Linked DNA regions of Homo sapiens: regions 1, 3, 4, 5, 6 and 7 are each linked to region 2. Evidence: chromatin contacts called from ENCODE Hi-C or POLR2A ChIA-PET data. All regions are on one chromosome and are shown on one strand. Each heading gives the region's core, a stretch centred on a gene start or an enhancer-like site at or near the end of the contact. The rest is flanking DNA. Distances are from core to core; before and after follow the strand shown. Region 1 overlaps FOXP1 (forkhead box P1). Region 2 overlaps FOXP1 (forkhead box P1). Region 3 overlaps FOXP1 (forkhead box P1). Region 4 overlaps FOXP1 (forkhead box P1). Region 5 overlaps FOXP1 (forkhead box P1). Region 6 overlaps FOXP1 (forkhead box P1). Region 7 overlaps FOXP1 (forkhead box P1).

The links. Hi-C counts contacts between places; a loop is a spot of excess contacts on that map. ChIA-PET counts read pairs that join two places held with the same protein, here RNA polymerase II (POLR2A). Pooled maps may share reads with other maps.
Region 1: a pooled map shows a loop between it and region 2 (2.6-fold over the local background). The contact joins two enhancer-like sites. A Hi-C loop is called at or near these places in 7 of 50 pooled maps. POLR2A ChIA-PET finds 5 or more read pairs at or near these places in 5 of 52 experiments (activated B cell, activated CD4-positive, alpha-beta T cell, activated CD4-positive, alpha-beta memory T cell and 2 more).
Region 3: a pooled map shows a loop between it and region 2 (3-fold over the local background). The contact joins two enhancer-like sites. A Hi-C loop is called at or near these places in 4 of 50 pooled maps. POLR2A ChIA-PET finds 5 or more read pairs at or near these places in 4 of 52 experiments (T-cell, activated CD4-positive, alpha-beta T cell, activated naive CD4-positive, alpha-beta T cell and 1 more).
Region 4: a pooled map shows a loop between it and region 2 (6-fold over the local background). The contact joins two enhancer-like sites. A Hi-C loop is called at or near these places in 6 of 37 single-sample maps with no recorded cell type and 13 of 50 pooled maps. POLR2A ChIA-PET finds 5 or more read pairs at or near these places in 4 of 52 experiments (activated CD4-positive, alpha-beta memory T cell and activated T-cell).
Region 5: a loop to region 2 is called in a map of natural killer cell, with 6 times the contacts of the local background. The contact joins two enhancer-like sites. A Hi-C loop is called at or near these places in 1 of 168 maps with a recorded cell type or tissue (natural killer cell), 10 of 37 single-sample maps with no recorded cell type and 11 of 50 pooled maps. POLR2A ChIA-PET finds 5 or more read pairs at or near these places in 4 of 52 experiments (CD4-positive, alpha-beta T cell, Panc1, activated CD4-positive, alpha-beta T cell and 1 more).
Region 6: a pooled map shows a loop between it and region 2 (4-fold over the local background). The contact joins two enhancer-like sites. A Hi-C loop is called at or near these places in 1 of 168 maps with a recorded cell type or tissue (dorsolateral prefrontal cortex) and 6 of 50 pooled maps. POLR2A ChIA-PET finds 5 or more read pairs at or near these places in 1 of 52 experiments (A673).
Region 7: a map of endothelial cell of umbilical vein shows a loop between it and region 2 (14-fold over the local background). The contact joins two enhancer-like sites. A Hi-C loop is called at or near these places in 2 of 168 maps with a recorded cell type or tissue (endothelial cell of umbilical vein and naive thymus-derived CD4-positive, alpha-beta T cell), 2 of 37 single-sample maps with no recorded cell type and 10 of 50 pooled maps. POLR2A ChIA-PET finds 5 or more read pairs at or near these places in 5 of 52 experiments (CD4-positive, alpha-beta T cell, activated CD4-positive, alpha-beta T cell, activated CD8-positive, alpha-beta T cell and 2 more).

What each region holds. Positions count from the first base shown.
Region 1 is chr3:71,045,770-71,048,469 of GRCh38, forward strand. It overlaps FOXP1 (forkhead box P1), which reads right to left. Exons shown (of 21, transcript NM_001349338.3): 10 at 1,173-1,326. Among named protein-coding and RNA genes, the nearest start is that of FOXP1-AS1, 240 kb to the right of the region's middle. Within about 2 kb of position 1,252, at least 4 of the 41 ENCODE cell types and tissues checked have a DNase peak (open chromatin) inside an H3K27ac peak, as active enhancers do.
Region 2 is chr3:71,225,516-71,228,215 of GRCh38, forward strand. The region is part of intron 5 of FOXP1 (forkhead box P1); the gene reads right to left. Among named protein-coding and RNA genes, the nearest start is that of FOXP1-AS1, 63 kb to the right of the region's middle. RefSeq lists enhancers at 952-1,452, 2,646-2,700. Within about 2 kb of position 1,441, at least 19 of the 41 ENCODE cell types and tissues checked have a DNase peak (open chromatin) inside an H3K27ac peak, as active enhancers do; they include CD4-positive, alpha-beta T cell and natural killer cell, where a contact is called at or near this core.
Region 3 is chr3:71,460,633-71,463,332 of GRCh38, forward strand. All of the region lies in intron 3 of FOXP1 (forkhead box P1), which reads right to left. Among named protein-coding and RNA genes, the nearest start is that of MIR1284, 80 kb to the right of the region's middle. Within about 2 kb of position 1,284, at least 2 of the 41 ENCODE cell types and tissues checked have a DNase peak (open chromatin) inside an H3K27ac peak, as active enhancers do.
Region 4 is chr3:71,354,983-71,357,682 of GRCh38, forward strand. The region is part of intron 4 of FOXP1 (forkhead box P1); the gene reads right to left. Among named protein-coding and RNA genes, the nearest start is that of FOXP1-AS1, 67 kb to the left of the region's middle. Within about 2 kb of position 1,394, at least 2 of the 41 ENCODE cell types and tissues checked have a DNase peak (open chromatin) inside an H3K27ac peak, as active enhancers do.
Region 5 is chr3:71,421,868-71,424,567 of GRCh38, forward strand. The region is part of intron 3 of FOXP1 (forkhead box P1); the gene reads right to left. Among named protein-coding and RNA genes, the nearest start is that of MIR1284, 120 kb to the right of the region's middle. RefSeq lists an enhancer at 133-182. Within about 2 kb of position 1,369, at least 8 of the 41 ENCODE cell types and tissues checked have a DNase peak (open chromatin) inside an H3K27ac peak, as active enhancers do; they include CD4-positive, alpha-beta T cell and natural killer cell, where a contact is called at or near this core.
Region 6 is chr3:70,981,630-70,984,329 of GRCh38, forward strand. The region is part of intron 14 of FOXP1 (forkhead box P1); the gene reads right to left. Among named protein-coding and RNA genes, the nearest start is that of FOXP1-AS1, 310 kb to the right of the region's middle. Within about 2 kb of position 1,287, at least 23 of the 41 ENCODE cell types and tissues checked have a DNase peak (open chromatin) inside an H3K27ac peak, as active enhancers do.
Region 7 is chr3:71,442,870-71,445,569 of GRCh38, forward strand. The region is part of intron 3 of FOXP1 (forkhead box P1); the gene reads right to left. Among named protein-coding and RNA genes, the nearest start is that of MIR1284, 98 kb to the right of the region's middle. RefSeq lists enhancers at 997-1,106, 1,497-1,636. Within about 2 kb of position 1,267, at least 27 of the 41 ENCODE cell types and tissues checked have a DNase peak (open chromatin) inside an H3K27ac peak, as active enhancers do; they include CD4-positive, alpha-beta T cell, where a contact is called at or near this core.

The DNA of each region.
Region 1 (2,700 bases), core at 2-2,501, 180 kb before region 2:
AAATGCAGACATGCTTCCCTGACTTCACTTGACACCAAAAGTTACCAAACAAATGGCCATGCTTTAAGCAACACGAAGGAGTTTCCACATTTTTAACCTTCTTTAGAAGGCAACTGAATCCAAGACAGCAGTGGCTTTAGCTATCAGCCTTTAAGGTACATATAAACCAACATCCAAATCTACTAGAGTTCAAAGAACTGCTGCCCTTGAGGAGGCAACTCAAATCTGCCCTACCATGCATAGATGGAGGAATTGTGTTTCAAAACACAGGCATGGCACTTTCTACTTTCTCTTTCCTTCCTGCCTGCCTGTCCGCCCTCCCTCCCTCTTGACATCCCTTCCTCCTTCCCTCCCACCTTCCTTTCTAGTTCTGAATAATCCATCTGCTTTCACATTACATATGTGAAAGTCAGAGTTGCTTAAACCAAGAGGATGTCCTAAAAACACCTAGAGTTCCCATTTGTTTCTGATGTCCATCACCCTTGGGATAAAATGTCAGTGGGCTTTGTAAAAGAAATTTACTAAATGTATAAAATCTTACTTTTCATGTGATCTCAGTTGTTGAGGAACTGGAGATGGAAGTGGTACCTGTTCTGATGAGTGTAGAACTAATTTGCTCAAAAATCAACAGATGAATGCAAAAAGAAAAAAAAAGGAAACTAAACAAAGTTTTCCTTTTTATAAGAGAAAGTGGTTGATTTCTATCGTTTACAGAAAAATAAACCTGAATTTATCCCTAGATATTAAAACATGGCATTTATAAAGCATTACTAAGATTTAAAATAGCACATGTTACATGGTATAAAATGTCTTAAATGAATAATAAAAGCCCTCAGGAAAATTCCTTTGTGGTTCCAAACAGAAACACTGCAAGAGTCCATTAAAATGCTCAGTAAGTGAAAAGTAGCGCCTCATTCTCTTACTCCAAGAGTGTCCAACAGTGGGATTGCTCTGTTACAGCTAAGCCTTCAGACCACCCTGAGACTTCATTTTGGCATCAACAAGCATTTCACCTTCTACATGGGTCCATCATTATCCCACTCCACTTTTCTTAAAAGAATCTATGTGCATGTTTTGATGGACAATGTCCTTAACAAATATACCAAGAGACAACCCACCACCTCCACCCAAAGTCTTCACAGAGCTATGCCTTCTGTAAAATCAACGCATACCTTGAGCAAGAGGTTGAAGGGGAAGGGCAGGCTGCCCGGGCTGAATTGTCAGAAGGCCTTGGCGCTGCAAAGACAGGAGGTGCTGCTGCTGTAACTGCTGCATCTGTAAAAGCTGCTGCTGAAAAGCCAACTGCTGGGTAGCCACCTGCTGTTGCTGTAAGAAATCAGGAAGAAAAAATGAGATGGCCACTTCCCAAGGAAGGTTAAAAGTATGGACACTTCAAAACTCACCATCATCATCAAATGCTGAGAATGGTCACTGGAGCTCAGTGGAGGGCTCCGTGTCAAGGTTTAAAAGGGACAAAGCATACCTCCTCTGAGGAGGGGTGGGGAGATGAGCGTGTTATCTTTCTACTGCCCGCTCCCATAAACACATAATTCGTCCATCAAGCCAGCTTTCCCCCCAGTTTGAAAGGTCTGAGTTTTGTCATCAAGATGTAAACTTTTAGACTTTGAAATTTTTAATTATGCACACTAGAGAGAAGACTGCATCACTCTAGTCTGAAGGGGTCTGAACCCCGAACCTTTGAGGTGTAAAAGAACAAGTTGCCTCCCTCCCTGCCTGCACCGGCAGAAGCTTTTAACTACTCTGTTTATCACTTCTGACATAAATAAATGAGAAAAAATCAGACCTTTGAAGAAGAAAAACTTCATCTAATATTGTTAATTAGCCATGACAAACGATGAAATAACATTGTAAATCTTTCACAGAAACAGCCACTAGATTTTAATTACACACATTCATAATTTAGCAAACAACATCGTACTCGACTGTGAGTTTAACATGAACGACAGTCTAAGCTTCAGATGCCTTAACATGGCTTTAGTCTCAGAAACTCCCAGGTCTGGTGGCTTGTCCTGCTTCCCCCATCTGCTTTGTTCTTGAAAAGAAGGGGCTTTACGATATGATAAATATCTTTTTGTTGATTGGACAATGACAGGAGGAAAACTTTTGTTGTGTAAAACATCAATACATCATTCCTGTGTTTAGCAGGCCTTGCTTCAGCCAAAAAAATTAATGTAGATTTCCTCAGTAATTATCTGAGTGATAGAAAGATAATACAGTGCAGTAGTACAATAAATAGAAGGAAATTATCTAATATCCTTAATCTGCTAGCAATCGTATCGAGGTGGAGGTCTTAGCCACATTATGGCTAACAATTATAAAAGGAAAACTAACCCTTCCCAAACTGTAGCAAAAAAAAAAGAAAAGTTTCTTCAAGAAAAGAACAAGATCAGTGTTCCTAATTCTGAGTATGATTCAAAAGATCAGAGAGACTTTTACAACTAAAAGGACTATCCAAGCCCTTTCAGAGCTTACATGTTCTGGCTAATAACTATACTTTACAAACAACTGCATTCACTTAACCTAACACATGACCTTGATCTGATACATCCATAAAATGGTATGTATATCAAGACCTTCTGATGCAAAGTTCAAAGAAAGAGAAAAATGGTGGTTTCCTTTCGGTCTTCATGTAGTTTATTTTACAGTAAAAACCATCATTCTCATATTAGCAACCAATTT
Region 2 (2,700 bases), core at 191-2,690:
AAGGAAAAAAATTTCTGAGCTGTCATAATTGCTAATGCTACGGATTTGTTCCCTGTAGAATTCTGTAAGATAAACAGAGATTTGCATATTTTGAAGGTATTTTGTCTGTCTGTTAAACACTCCTGTTACTGTAAAGATGTTTTTCCTTGCCAGAAATAGCTAGCGATTTTTCTCATCTCATTTCTAGTTCTCTGCCCACTTGCTTTCCCCTCCCTAGGTTTTGGGAGTTCTCCCTCAAATACTAATGGTGGAGGAAACAAATCTTTTGAACAGTGGAGACATGAACAGAAACCCAATCACATCTATGGAAAGGAGCTGGATATGAGGACATATTAGTGCAGAGGAAGAACGGGTGCAGCAAAGAGAGACTGGGCACGGGGGCCCAAGACGGACTGAGAAAAATCATGTCTTCAGATATTTAGGCAACACTGAGTTTCAGAGGGCTTACCAAAAAAAACTTTCACTTTCTAGAAACAAATGGTAGCTTTGCAAGCTGAGTGATGCCAAGTTTTAAACAGCCTGGTTCAGATTCAGGAGAGACAGGGGCAGAGAAAAAACTTCTGAGACACTACTTCTATTTTTACAGTCACTTTGCTTAGACATCAAGGGCATGGGCACTTTTTTGGCAGCCTGTGCTGCTGGACGCCTCTGAGGAAAAGAAGTTGAAATTACATCAATTGAATCTTCCCATTTCCTAGAGCTAACTCAAGTCCCTCTGGTTAGGAACTGGTGTGTCTTGCTTTGGCTCTTGAGGTCTGAAATGGTAACAATCTTGGGCTCTTTCTTGCAGGGGAGGCTGGGATTCTTCAAAGTACAGATCCTTGTTCTAAGCCTAGATGGATGAGGCTGACATCAGAGCATTGCCTTTTCAGTTTGGGCTACTTGCCTCAGGCCCAGATGTGACTCCTGCCAGCCTCACTGCTCAACTCCACCCGGCAGCCATCCTGAAAATGCCCGTCACCTATGCAAGAGCCTCTTCCAGGCACAAGTGATGGCAGGGTCTACTCTGGGGGTCCCTATTGCTTCCCGGGGTTCTCTCTCTCTCTCTCTCTCTCCTGTCTCTCTCCCTCTCACTCCCTCCCTACCCCCTTCTGCATCTCATTCTGGCTCAATCTCTTTCACTCTGTCTCACCCTGTCACACAGTCTCTTTCCCTTTCAGTTTGCCATCTTCCTCTTAGTATCCCTTTCTCTCTGCTTGTCATTTTCCTCTCGCAGTCTTGCTCTCCACCTCCATCTCACATCCTGTCTCGCTGAGTCTCTCTTTTGCTCACTCCCCGCACGCACTACCTTGCTCGTTCTCAGGCTCCCTGCAAGGGCACTAAGTGCGCTGTTCACCGGCCAAGAAGAGGGATCCTGTACAGTCACACTGGTCAGACTGGGGTAAGAGCCAAAGCACGCAGGATGTCAGACGGCAGCTGACAGTCCCCTCTGATGACAGGGCAGAGCGCACAGGACGACTCTGGTTTGGCTGTGGGTGGGGAGAGTCATTTTGGTCTTCGTGGTAATGGCGGTGCCGGGCCTCCTGGACCACATGAGAAGGCTGGTGCGGTTCTAGCGATGCAGTGGTTCTCACACTCTTAGTCATCCTTCCACTGACACACAGTGGCTCAGAGCCCACTGCAGTCCCCTGCTCTTGTCTAAGTCTGCCTTTACAGCCCCACAGGCACGCGACCATGGTGACATCGGGCAGCTTTTATGATCCTCATGTCTCCTCGGATCCCCTTCCCACACAACTCTAAGATTCGGAACACAAATAGCGTTTACGTGAAGACCACGACCACAGGGCATCAAAAATTACCGTGTCTTCCTATTGGAAGCAACAGAGCCCTCTGATATAATGAGTCTGTAAACATACACTTGTCAAAACAAATTGAAAACACTCTCCCGCCAAAGAAACCCCCCAGAAAACTATTAGTCAATTTGAAATTATTCTAAGGTCCAGCTTAGTCTAGAGCTTATCTAACGGTCTATTGAGTTCTCAGTAAGTCATGTGAAAGGAAGTCCTATGATAACATTTCCTGAGACTTCTAGACATTTGATTAAGGAGTTATAAATCTTACAGTCTGACTTGTCACAAGCAGAGTGAGATTACACCCAGGGCTGTCAAGATTAAGTAAACTTGTCTTGTTCTCTTACAGGTCTTTCTCAGCCTTATACCATAGATTAAAGATTTGTTTTGAGATTAAAAAATGGTTACCATCATGCTCAATGTTTTTAAAAAAAAAAAAAAACAGTCAAAGGAGTATAAAGTGACAATTTTCAATCTTCACATCCTGAAACGTATTTACCTGCTATTCATCGGCAAGATTTTAATAAGCAGTAAGTAAAGAGGAAGGAGGAGTGCCTTCTGGGCTAGTCCAAAACTGTTGCCAGATTAATTCATTACAGCTAAAATGAATAACTATATTAAATCGAAGAATGTGTATGACTATGCAGCTCCCGATCTTCCAGTAACCAATTCCAAGAATGTGGTGGAATCAAATCAATATCATGGTGGGGCGGGTGGGGGGCGGGGGAGGTGTCCAGAAACCTCTTTGCAGAAGCCCCTGTCAAATTATATTGCTAATTTTGAATTGACACATTATTCTAGGAATGACCAGCAGTTACCATCAGCAAACCTGTGGAGACTGAGGTTTGAATCCAACACATCACGGAAAGAGAGGATATTTAGGGAGTTCTAGGTCACTGGGATGCTTCCT
Region 3 (2,700 bases), core at 34-2,533, 230 kb after region 2:
TTTACCGTGTTGCCCAGGCTGGTCATAAACTCCTGAGCTCAGGCAATCTGCCTGCCTTGGCCTCCCAAAGTGCTGGGATTACAAGCGTGAGCTACCGCGCCTGGCCTAATTTTTCTAACCTAAAACAAAGAAAGGGAAAATAAGAGTCTTACATTATACACTGGTAGCTGAGAGAATTCATCATTCTGAGTGGCAACCATGTAAGCTTAGCAAAATTTGATTGTACACCGTATCTAGCTGAAAGAACAATGTGGAGAATTAAGCCAAATTCCCTTCTTAGAACTGTCTGATGGTGGTGCCTTTGACTGTCGGGAATAGCTCTGACAAGCTGAAGGGAAAAAAACAACCGGTACAGTTTTACAATAAAGAGATGGGCAATATCATCTAGGAATTTGTGACTGAAACCTAAATTCTTAGACGTTTTTGTTTGTTTGGTTGTAGAGAGAGGTTTGAGTTTTATCTTGGGGAAGTTAAAAAGACTTTGTCCATTCTTGAGTTTCATCAGTACGAGCTATAATAAAATGGTGCCTAAAAGTTATAAATCTCTTTGGAACTCTGTGTACAAAGCATATTATATGGTGGTGTGAGTCACACAGAACTCTCCATTTCAGTCACAATGGCTTTTGTTTCATATTAGAATAAAGTGGGTTGATGATCTTATTCTCATTCCGTGTAAAAAGTCAAACTAACATCACGTCTAAAAACACAGATCGACGAATTACCCAGAAACGAGTGTTCAAGGAGATCTCATGCAACATAGTAAGTGTACGGTAGATTCTGCAGGGTTATGACATCAGTTTTAAATGAGCCATGATCGTATCACTGTGTTCCAGCCTGGGCGACAGAATGAGACCCTGTCTCAAAAAATCAAAAAGAAGAAAAACAAGAGGCCGGGCGTGGTGGCTCGTGCCTGTAATCCCAGCACTTTGGGAGGCCGAAGCGGGTGGATCACAAGGTCAGGAGTTCAAGACCAGCCTGGCCAAGATGATGAAACCCCGTCTCTACTAAAAAAACAAAAATTAGCAGGGCGTGGTGACAGGCGCCTGTAATCCCAGCTACTCAGGAGGCTGAGGCAGAGAACTGCTTGAACCTGGGAGGCAAAGGGTGCAGTGAGCCAAGATCGCGCCACTGCACTCCAGCCTGGGAAAAAGAGCGAGACTCTGTATCGAAGAAAAAAAAAAAAGAAGGAAAACAAGGTAACTGCTTACAGGGACCACAGGTCTCTGGTATCACAGTGTAAAGTTACCCCATCAAGAGAAGATTGGCAGGGCTTGGCATTCTAAGAAAGAGTGATTAACACTGAGAGAACTTAACCCTCCCCAGAAGAACTGACACTCCCTTTAGGCAGAGGGGAGAATCAAGGATACCTGAATGCTAACAAGGACGTCCCATAAAACTGGAACTATCACTACCTGGTGTTGATATTGTCTGCCTTAAATAGTTCACTAGTAGAGAAAGGAATTCACCAAGAGGAAGGCCTTACAGGACTGCACATAAACACTTGCCGCATAAAATCAGGAAACACTTCACTAATGCACTACTGGATAAAGCAAATTGCTCATTAAAATGAGACTCATCAGGGTAAAAAATGGGAATGCTAAACTGGCCTGGAAATGAAGTTATTTACCATTTTGTTTGAAAGGCGGGACAGAAGAAAAATGTGTAAACCTATTCGAGTCATGCAGTTGGAATCTGGTTACTCTGTTTAGATGTTCATGTCACAGAATCAGCTCAAGAATTTCTTGAGAAAAATAAAATAGGGTTCACTTCAAACAACACCTTCCACCTGCCTTCTGGAGTGCACTAGGCTTTTCAGAGGTACACTCAGCCTCACAGAATCACGTATCCATGATGGGCCAACTACACAGATAAAGTTCTCCTTCTTGGTAAGCTCCAGTCGCCGTTCAACTTTCTAAGACAGAATAAAATAAGTGAGAACCCATTCGTGTAAAGCTGAAATTTCACCAGGTGTCTTCAGCCAAAACCTCCGTAGAATTTAAAAATCAGTGAAGATGTGAGAGGGAAATCATTGCATCTATGTTAGAAATCTGGACTTGACTCAGAAGAAATTCCGTGTAACTCCATTGTATTCTAGTCATCCGATGAAGGAAAATTCAAACCAGCCACCGCCTTCAACATGTTTTTTATTTGTGTGTGATGTAGCTTCATCTGGTCCAGATTAAGGACCGCCACATATATATTGCTGACTTGAGTTTACTGCTGAACTTGGCCTAGCAGGCTGGTCACCCCAGGTCTTCTCTCGAAAACCAATGCTATGCCAAAGACAGCACCATGTATAAAACCACCTCCTACGCCCCATCAATCAACCAAATGTGCATTTTCACATGGAAGGTGCCTGCCTGCAAGGCCAGCAAATGACTTAAACCTTGGCAGGAAAGCCTCTCCTCTCTGTGATTGTCATTCTCAGACCTCCGAACTTGTCAAGGAGGCCAAGCATGGTGGCTCACACCTGTAATTCCAGCACTTTGGGAGGCTGAGGCAGGCAGATTGCTTAAGGTCAGGAGTTCGAGACTAGCCTCAGCAACATGGTGAAACCCCGACTCTACTAAAAATACAAAAAGTTAGCTGGGCATGGTGGCATAGGCCTATAATCCCAGCTACTCAGGAGGCTGAGGCACGAGAATTGCTTGAACCCGGGAGGCGGAGGTTGCAGTGAGCTGAGATCACACCACTGCTGGG
Region 4 (2,700 bases), core at 144-2,643, 130 kb after region 2:
TCCTTCAGGCTCAAGTGGCAAATGATTCTGTCTTCATGGGGAAGATAATGTATAACCCCTTCCGGATGGGACACGCAGAGTATGCAGTACATAGTGGGAACTTTCCAGAGAAAACCCAAGGGCAGTATTTTATTCCTACAATAAAGGTGATGTGTGTAGCTTTGTTCCTTCTCTTTCTCCCTCAACCAGATACAGTCCTCTTAGGTGCCATAAAAATACAGAAATTCACAGGGAAATCCCCAGACTCTGACTGATTCAACAAATACCGACTGCATGCATACCTACCATATGTTAGGCACTGCTAGCCATGGAGAAGCCACACTGAATACGACCTACTTCTTGCTTATTACCTGATAAACAGGTGAATTCATGAAGGGACAGGGCTGTAACATATGGAACAAACAAGAGGTTTGGATCAAGAAAAATAATAAAGGGGCTGTCCCCTTTCACGTAGGTGGTCAGCAAAGGCATGTTTAAGGGGTTGATTTTTGAACTGAACACTAAGGGATGAGAAGGAGTGAGTCCTGGGAGGCATGGAAGGTATCCCGTAATTCAGAGGCAAGGGAGATTTTATGACATCTGAGAAGAGTAATGGGGTTTAAATAAAATATTGGAAACCACGCGGCAAAAGCTCGAAGTTTCCAAGAGTCTTTTGAACACGCCAGATCTTCAAGCCACTATCTCCACACAGTGAACATGATGGAAGCAAAGCCTATGTCAGGCAGACCCCTGATAAGTACTACTATAGGCTGGGGTCTGTTGCCCCAAAACCATCAGTTCTGTGATATGGTGTCAATGTTAATGAATTATCACTGCAGGTTTGTTATTATAGGTGGTGTGACTCTTACCCGTCTCACCTAACAGGGCTCAAAAACTCAAGAGACAGCCAGGGTCACGTGGTTGGCACTGTTTTTCAATCTGGGTACAAGTCACCAACTGGGTCATCCATGAGTACTGCTGACATTCTTTGCCACGGACCTGTGGCAGCTTCTGTGTGCAGATGACACAGTCCTTTGAGGGCCATTCCCAAGAGGATCTGTGGGGGACTAGGACCTGCTTTGCCGAGTCAGCACAGAGGCAGGGATGGAGGATGAGGTGGCAGAAGATCGACATCATGTAACATCAGCCTGCACGAGCGAAACCCTACAGTTTCAGATTATCATCAGCAATACCAACTTGAAAGCAGTTAGTGAATTCTGCTTGCGAGGCAGGACCATTGTCTGACTAAGTCAAAAAAAAAAAAAAAAAAAAAGGAATAAAAAAAGAACTGTATGCTTCTCAGGGGAAATCCTCAAAACAGGATCCAGAGACCTAAGCTCTGCTAACAGGGCTACAGCAGCTGTATACATAGCTGCACGTGTCCTTGCAGATGTGCAGCAGGACAAGCTCCCAAGGCTGTACTTGCATTTACAAGGGAATACCAGGTGAGGAGCAATGGACTGCGAAACATGCGTCATCTATCAGTAAAACAACGACCAGTGAACCAGCAACAGGATGGTACAAGCTTGTCAGAGACAGAGATTTCCACTGTATCACCTGGGGTGCCTAGTACAATGCTGGCATTTATGATGTACCAGGATCCGTGCTAAGCTCTTTACAAGCATCACCTCTCTAACTCTTCAGAGTGAGCTGGCTTCTATTTTTATCCCCTTTTCCAGATAAGGAGGCCGTGGCACAGAAAGGTTAAGTAACTTGCCTAGGGTTGTTCAGCCAGGAAGTGGAAAAGGTGGAATCTGAGTCTAAGCCAATCTAACTTCAAAGCAGACACTCTTAACCATGCTGCTATCCTGTATCCACAGGAGGCATCCAAGGAGTTTCTGCGAATGCATCCATTACCCTAAGTTTTATGACTACTCGTCACAGGCCAGTATAGGCAGAGAATATATTATTAATACAAAGCATAGGGAAGTCTCATTCTATTCATTTTATGGGATAAAAAGTGGCTCACAAGAATCATGTACAGGCCAATTTGGGACAGAAAATTTGGACAGGAGTGGCTTACTTGTCCCGTGCACCCCACTCCCACGGTAAGCTTTCAGCAGAGATACAGGGAGCAACAAATCACAGAAAGGTAGGATGGAGAGTTCTGTCCCGTCCTTGAGTCTACATAAGAACAGAGGGACAATGCAAAGCTGTCAGCAATGTCCCCTGCCCATATAGGGGGAACAGAATTGGGTGTGAGTGCGTGCCACTAAGACCTCATGCTAGTACTCAAGCCTTAATGAAATCTTACATCCACAGGAAGGAAAACCCACTAGACTAGCATATTCGAGAGTTTAAATTTTGCTTTATAGCTCTCTTAATAAAGAAATGTATTTCTCAGATTTGCCATGGCACTTTCAGTAAGAATATTGTGGTCTTAAAATATTTACTGAGCTGTATCTCTGCTGAGAATTAAACAGGCTAAAATTCTAACATGTAAAATTCAAACAAGGCACAGTCAACAGAAGGCATTCATTGAAAATAAATAAAAATTAAACATGTAAGCAAAATTGACAGCATGATTTCGTAAAAGTAACCATAATGGTTGCTCAGTAAGCATTCACCTTTTCTTAGTACTAGAACCCAGAATTTACCTGGGACATCAAATTGTTCAAGTCTAAGGATGCATTTCCCAGACACCCTTACAGTTAGGGGTGGCTAATAGGATGTAAGCAGGCATCATTGGATAAGGCTACAGGGAAAGTGCTTTAAAAAGGC
Region 5 (2,700 bases), core at 119-2,618, 200 kb after region 2:
GCTGCCTCTGAACTGCTGATGGAGCACCTCCATGTGAAAAGCTCAGAAGGCAAGTCATAATTTGATCCCCTCTTGACGTGGCCTTGGTTTCCTATTTTATCATTTTAGGAGATGCTTCCTTTTGAAATTTTCAAACAACCCAGCCCAACTTTTTAAGACAGTCTGCAGTCACCCCGCAATTGGGATGCTGAACATCTTTTACTTTCAAGCACTGCGACATCTTAATGGTGTGATGTGGAACAGGAAACATTAACTCACCCGCTAGTTTCAGTCACACTTCACAGCTTTCTAACACAAGTCAAGGACAACACGTAAGGAAGTTAGAAGTCAAGGGGAGTGATAATGCAGGCACTTCAGAAGAGAGAAGCATGCAACAGCATCAGCATAAACACGAACTTCTCAACCAACAACCCTCCCCCTTTTCACTCCTATTAGAAAAACTACATACAATCCAAAATGTTCTAGTGCTCCTTAAACCTAAATGCACGTGAATCACCTGGCCATCTTGGCAAAAGACTGATTCAGTCGGTCTGGGGTGGGGCCTGAGACCCTGCATTTCTAATAAGAACTCAGGTGATGCCGCGGCTGCTCGTTTGAGGACCACACTTTGAGCAGTGAGGGCATGGGGTCCCTCCCCCACGTCCTCACCTCTCTTCTCACCCTTCCAGTGAGGTCAGGAGAGCCCACAACTGAAAACAGGTTTCCACCTGAACAAGGCTGAAAACTTGTTTCAAATGAATCTGAAGTGTGGGGAAATAATCGAAAAGAAAGCCAAAAAGAATAATCGCCCAAGCTGCAACAAGTCCTTCCAATTAAACAGAGAAGGAACTCACTGGTAGTGCTGTACAGCTCCCACACTTCAGAGAAGGATCTAGGGGACAAACTTAACCAATGGAAGAAAAAAAGGGGTGAATGCCCTCTCTCTTGGCTGTGTAAGCCTTGAAATTCTTTCATCTCAGTAAGAGTTACCTACCATTTCTGGGTACACACACACACAAGCGCGCACACACACACACACTCACACACCCCTTCTTTCATATGGAGAAAACACAAACCAAAACTCCAATACAAACCCCCATGTGTAAGCTAAGACAAGTCAAGATTTCCTTGGAGAAAACTAAAACTCATTCAGGAGCCAGGAAAGAGCTGCCTGAAGCCCAACACCCAGCCCAATATCTGAGGCCTCCAACTCTCCAGCTGCTACAGGCAACCCAGTAAGATGCCAATGTCTCTGGTTCAACAGGTTTAGAACACCTCCAAGTCCCCAGAGACAATTTCACATCTTCAAAGCTCTCACTGAGGGTGAATTTATGAATCCACACAGCACCTACAAGTTCTTCCTTCCCTAGGTGCTATTAAGCCCATTTCACAGATGAGGAAGCAGAGAGAGACATAAGAATTGTGGCAACTTGCCAAGCGCATCGCAGAGCAAGACCAAGCGTGCATCCAAAGTGAGAAGGCTCCAGGCTCCCACTCCCAAGACCAACCCAGCCACTCAGAACATCCTAGTCACAGGCCCTGAAGCGGTGTTCCTTTGGCAAAGACAGAGGTTCACCTTGGACTTCTGCCAAGGAAAAACACATTAGTCCTAAAGGCGTGTCCTCTGTCTCCCCTCGCAAACTGCTCAACTTTATAGGATATCCGGGATTAGACCAGCTTCTCCTCACACAAAGAGCATCCCCCTGCTGGCTGGCATGCTCAGACATGGTTCTACCAGGGGTACAAAGCAGACCTGACAAAGAATCATAGGCCATAGAACCAGAATTAGAGAGGTAGCTGGCCATGGGGCCAACACAGGGGCCTCCCAGGCTGGCCTGTGTGGATTTCTCAGTCACGTTATCTGCATCCCAGGCACACTGTATCTCCCACCTCACTGAGCCCTTCAGCAACCCTGGCAGGGAAGTGCTATTATGCTCCCCCGCCGCCCCGCCCATTCTATGTGTGATCTAGCTGAGCCTGAGACATCTTCAGTTGTATTTAATCAGCTTGTCTTAGGTCACATGATTTCATGAATGGCCCTAAATATACCCGCAAGTCCATAAAGATGCACCAGCAGAAATATATTTCTATTTTTATTTCTTACTTATTTTATGTACATATTTATTTTTTAGAGACAAGGTCTCCTTATGCTGCCCAGGTTTATCTGGAATTCTTGGCTTCAAGTGGTCTTCCCGCCTCAGCCTCCCAAGTCGCTGGATTATAGGCCCAAGCTGTCAGGCCTGGCTTAGAAACATTTCTAATGCTAACATTTCTGCCAGAATGCCAACCTTTTTCAATAAGTAACAAAGAACTGCGCTGAAGGATGGTCCTTTAACCATAGTCTCACCAGCAGCAAGAAGGAAGGGACAATGATTTTGGCGACCAGGCAAACAGAGGCATCACCTCCTCTGCAGTCAAACAGGGAAGATCATAAATCCCAATTTGGGCTTTCAAGTCATAATTAGGATAATGTCCATCTTTTGCAAGCTCTGGCGATGTTGCAAGCACTGGGTAGGGCGCCTTCCCTATCTCATTTGTAATCCCCACCATAACCTTGCAATGTTACCAATGAGGAAACAAGTGCTTTGCCCAGTGCCCACAGCCAGGTAAAGAGGATTCCATGTCTGGTTCTCCTGACTCTAAATTTGTGATATTTCCACCACACCACACCATGGAAATTAGGTGGTTCTGTAAGAACACTGGGGACCACCATGCCTAAGA
Region 6 (2,700 bases), core at 37-2,536, 240 kb before region 2:
ATGAGGTAAACTAATTAAAAGACAGTTCCTAGAGGAAGAGGGTGGCTGAGAGCAGCTGTGGCCATTCCAAAACCAAGTGCCAAGTCTCAATAGAGGAGCTGCAGTCAAGTGGAAAATTTCTGCCTGACCTCTGCCCTTGCTATTAATTTGCAGGAAAACTAATGACACATATACATATTCCCACAAAATTGTTCTAATTGCTAATTTGCCAAAGGAGCCCAGATTCCAAATTAAACATGACTAGCCCGTGAGGGAAGGAAGAAGAAAAAGCTGTACACTCCAAACACAGGGTGCTTTGCCACACAAAATCATTTGAAGGCTGAACCAACAAGTTAATGAAATGTCAACCTTGTCAACTGGTACAGAAGTTTCTTAACTTTTAAACTTCTGTTTGATGATCACATGCTTGTCTGGAGGAGAAACCATCTTCGAAAGGGAAGGTTGAGAGAGAAAGAATGGAGAAGAAAGACTCAAAGCAGGCTCTGTGTTCAAACCAAACCTGCTCTCTTAATTAAGGCCTCTTTGAAAAAAGAGTGCCCCCCCAAAAAAAATTAATTACAGACTTAGAACAGAAGAGCAAATGGGGAATGGTGTGTGTTTTTGCTGTAATCTTGAAATATTCATCTTAATTGTAAACTATTAAATCTTAATGTAATCATCAATTAGAAATGAAAGCATATGTGCTTTGTGTTTCTGATTGCAGTTCAGGTTTTAAAAGATAATTTTTTCTGGGGCATGGGGCAGGAAGGGAATGGACTGGGAGGGTTTCTTTTCCTGATGGAAAGCCTATTTTTCTTATTGTGTTCCTTTTCTATTTAAAAGAAGTTGCTATGTTTAGAAAAGTCAGTAACTCTGATATTTTCTACATGGCAAGTTTCCATCATGTGATGATTTCAGCAAAGATAATCTCTTTGAAACTCTGGCCAAAAGTTAAATTCTTATGTCATTTAAAATTGCTGTAGGGTTTTATTTTTTAAATTTATTTGTACTCTCAGGCATCAGCTTTTCTTTTAGCCATCGAAACTATTCAAACTTGGTTGGCTACCCACTATTCTGCTTAGTCCCTTTTTTTTTTTAATTAATTAATCTTTCTTTAGTTTTTAACAGTAATCTCCCCTCCTGTTTAAAGATGATGAGTCACTCACATTAAAAAAATAAACTGCTGATGTAAACCCCTGACAGAAACAGACTTGTAAGTATTCCCATAAGAACTCATTTTTATTTTTGTTTGTGCTCTTGCCTCACATGAAAACAGATTCTGAGAACAAAAGACAAACCTGAAACCCAAACACCAAGGGACACAACTGCGTAGTAGGGACTTTCGGGCTCACAGAACTTGTTTTTCTGCTCTTGTTTTACTGGCCTGAGCCAGCTCAAGTCCTGCTTTAACTGCATGGCAGTGTCATTTCTGGGCATGAATCACTGAGTTCAGAGACGGCCTTTCTGAGGCTGGAGGGACGTTACCAGGCCGTGCGGAGGGCAGGACAATGGGTGGCAGCCTTTGTTACAAGCCTTTCCTTTCCTTTCCTTTACCATCTCAGCCTGGCCCTGTTTTAGAGAAGCGAACTCGTGGAAGGTTATGACTTACTTAGAAGGTGGTGGTACTGGCAGGGATACTAAAAGCAAAAACAAAAAAATTCTAGTTGAAAGGTTGGTGGGGGTGGGGCACTTAATGAAAAACAGTATATAAAACAGCTTTTGTGTATTGTGCCTAAGAATCCCTTTTTATGACTGCTTAATATTATTTCTCCAACTCTAAAGCAAGGACCCAGGCAGCCCAAATGATCCTTGAAGAGTTAAAAGACCCTTTCTTTTCGGGGGGGCACTTTGTTTTTATAGGAGCTAAAAACTCTTTCAAAACAGTCCTAATGGCTATGGTTAGAGGAAAAGAAAATGTATAAAAATGAAAATCTAATACTATATTTCATTACAAATATCCAAGTTCCTGTAAGTGCTTTATAAGATTTTCGTCAAGAAGAATATACCACCTACACTGTAATTACGTGCCCACCAAATCTAAAAGAATGTGGTTTCTCCAGGAGCAGAAGTTGTTCTCTGATGTGCAGGAATACCCTAAAGCAAAGCGTTCTTCTCATGTACTCAGTATTATAAAATACGATTTACAGTGTTTTCCTGACATAATGACAGAGTGTGAAAAGTCTTTTTAAGAAATCCGTAGTAATTTAATAAAGTCATCATATCACAGACATGTTTCTTTTTGTTTTTGTTTTGTCCTCTTAGTTTTTCACTCCCTCCCCCAAATGAAGTATCTTGGCAAATTCTCCACAGAGTAAGCACGGAGAAATTAACCTCCAAGCAAGACATTTGGGTGTTTACTTTGAGAATGTTTACTGAGTCTGGAACAAAAGAATATCAATCATTTTCATTAGGGCAGTTTACTATTGTTTGTTTTTGCTTTTCTTTCCATAGAAAAGAATAGAATCTTTTAAAATAACAAGAAATGTGGCCATTCTAAATGTAAGAACTGCTTTTCGGCTCTATGTACCTGAGAGCTAGAGCTTAGGGCTGCTCTGGTCAACTTACACATACTACATACGTCCACGCAGGGTCCAGTCTTTATAAAATTAAAAGTTTGAAAAGCTTGTCTTAACTGATGTTGGCTATTCCTTTTCTTCCTCTACACTGATACTCACCAATCAGAGGGACCGATCTGGGCACCCACTCTTAACCTAAGGAAAG
Region 7 (2,700 bases), core at 17-2,516, 220 kb after region 2:
ATTTAAATCTTTTTTTATTTTTTTTTTATTTTTTTGAGACATAGTCTCGCTCTGTCACCCAGGCTGGGCTGGAGTGCAGTGGCGCGATCTCAGCTAACTGCAACCTCTGCCTCCTGGGTTCAAGAGGTTCTCCTTCCTCAGCCTCCTGAGTAGTTGGGATTACAGGCATGTACCACCACACCTGGCTAATTTTTTTGTATTTCTGGTAGAGATGGGGTTTCACCATATTGGCCAGACTGGTCTTGAACTCCTGACCTCAGGTGATCCACCCGCCTCGGCCTCCCAAAGTGCTGGAATCACAGGCGTGAGCCACCACGCCCGGCCCTTATTTTGTTTTTAACTGACACACAATAATTGTATGTATTCATGGGGTACTGTGTGATGTTTTGATACATGTATATTTGGTGTCATGATAAAATCAGAGTAATTAGCTTATCCATCACCTCGAACATTCATCATTTCTTTGTAATGAGAACATTCAAAATACTTTCTTCTAGCTCTTTTGAAATATACAATACTTTATTGTTAATGACAGTCGCCCTACTGTGAACAGGACATGGGCACGTATTCCGCCTATCTAACCGTAACTCTGGGTTCACGTCTGTCGGTCTAACAAGCCCTCCAGGTGACCCTGATGCACACTCGAGTTGGAAAGCCACTGCCTTCTCTCCATGCTTCTCAACAGTCATGACCATCAGAATCGCCTATAGGGCTGGTTAAAACACAGACTGCCAGCCCTCATGCCAGATTTTCTGATTCTGCCACTCTCCCTCCAACAGGGCCCCAGAACCTGCATCCCTAGCAAGCTGCCAAGTGACCTGCTCTAGGGATTTCTGAAACTAAAGAAGGGAGCTGAGTCTCATTTTGTATCCTTTTGTCATTTTTTTCTCACTTGTATATACTTTTAAATAAAGAATGGAGGCTATTTCTCAGCTGATGAGAAAATTCTATAGTATTGTAGGGTGGCCTTATGATGATCCAAGAATATACCAAAATAACCTCTTCAACAGAATACTATTTCCCCTTTTACCCTTCTCTCCCAATATTCTATGAGACCCCCAAAGGCAAAAAGCACCCCACATTTTGGACCAGCAGCTTGGCACTCAGCCTCCTTCAGAGGGGCTTCACCAGCCAGCCCCAGCCCAACTGGTTTCTACCTAAATACTCACTCCCTATGCACTATAGCTACTGACTTTGCCTCAAAGTGATTTCTCTCTCAAACGCCTAGTACATCAACGTCAATTGGCACTGGTTTCTGTTAACGAACAGACTGGCCTGCGCCAACCACAGCTTACCACACGTGTACTCGGCCTACTTCCCTATTTTCAATGCCTAATGATTTTTGCTGCGCCTGAACACATCTGGAGGGAGCCAGGCCCACTGGCTGCCTCTCGTCCCACTCCAGGCCCTCCTACAAAGGTGCACTCAGCAAACCCTCCAAGTACAGACAGGTTCTACAATGTTGCTCCAAGTCAGAGAGGAGGCCTCAAACAATCAAGGATTTTTTTTTTTTTTTTGGAGAAATGATCAAACCCGGGGGTGGGGACAGAACTTCCTGCAAGAAACCGCATCCTGAACAAGCATCACCACGACTCACTGTAAATAAATACTCTCTCCTTGCAGCACTTCCGTCAACTGTCAGGGCCCTGGCTCCAATCGCCTTTCAAGTCCAAACAGGAAAGGGGAGAAAAGAGAGTGAGATGGCAGATAGGAGGTTTAATTTGCTTCTTGCTGCAGTTTTCATTGGTGGGGCGCTTCCAATTCAGCAGGCCTGCCAGCTGCCTGGAATTGCTCCTGGACCCCACTTTTTCCTGTTAACCTTCATAATTGTATTATTACGGGCCAGCCCACAACTGGCCTACCCAAGGCTCAGAGGAGTGCGGCTTCTTCCCTACATCAGATAAGAAGCCAAAATCAAACAGGCCTGCTGCAGACAGAAAGGCAACTGATGTTTGCGAGGGATGCTCTGTACATGCCTCTGCTGTGACTTAACCCAAGGGATTGGGGGGAGTGGGGATGGCCATGGGGACTGGAGGGTAGAGGGTTCAAGAAGGAAATAAGTCAGTGACCTCAATTTTCTGGAAAACGAATGTGAAGGATATCCTTTTCAAAGTGCACAATGTGGCCGGGCAGGGGAAGATGTGCAAGGGAGATCTTTCATTTCAATAACAGCAATAGCAAGTACTTCTGGAGTGCAGACCACGTGGCAGGCATGACATAAATAGCTTCAACATACCTTTAGTCCTTAGTGTTCTCCATGGTACCTGTGAGGGAAGAGCCATAACCCCCATTTTACCAATGAGGAGGCCAAGTGTGGGAGGGCTACAGAAACACAGGCTGCTTCACAAACCGTAAGTGGCAAAAGCAGGAATTCAAACTCAGTTTTGCCTAAATCAGGGCTGCTGTGAACAGCTGGGAAGGAGGTGTACTGCACAACTGAAACGAGTGCCACACACATCTCCAGCAATGTAAATGGCAGCTCAGCAGTGTTTTGCCTGAACCGGAATGGGGCTGATGCTGAAGTCCACATTTTAACCATGGAATATACTGCCTCCCAAAGGTTCTGGAAAATAAAAATGAGCTCTGTCCAGAGCTTCTCAAGAAGTTCTAAGATTCTAAGGTAGTATGAACTCCATGGCTTTCAACCAAGTCAATTTGCCCTATATAAAGGGCCTTTCTTTGTTGAATTCCCTATAATTC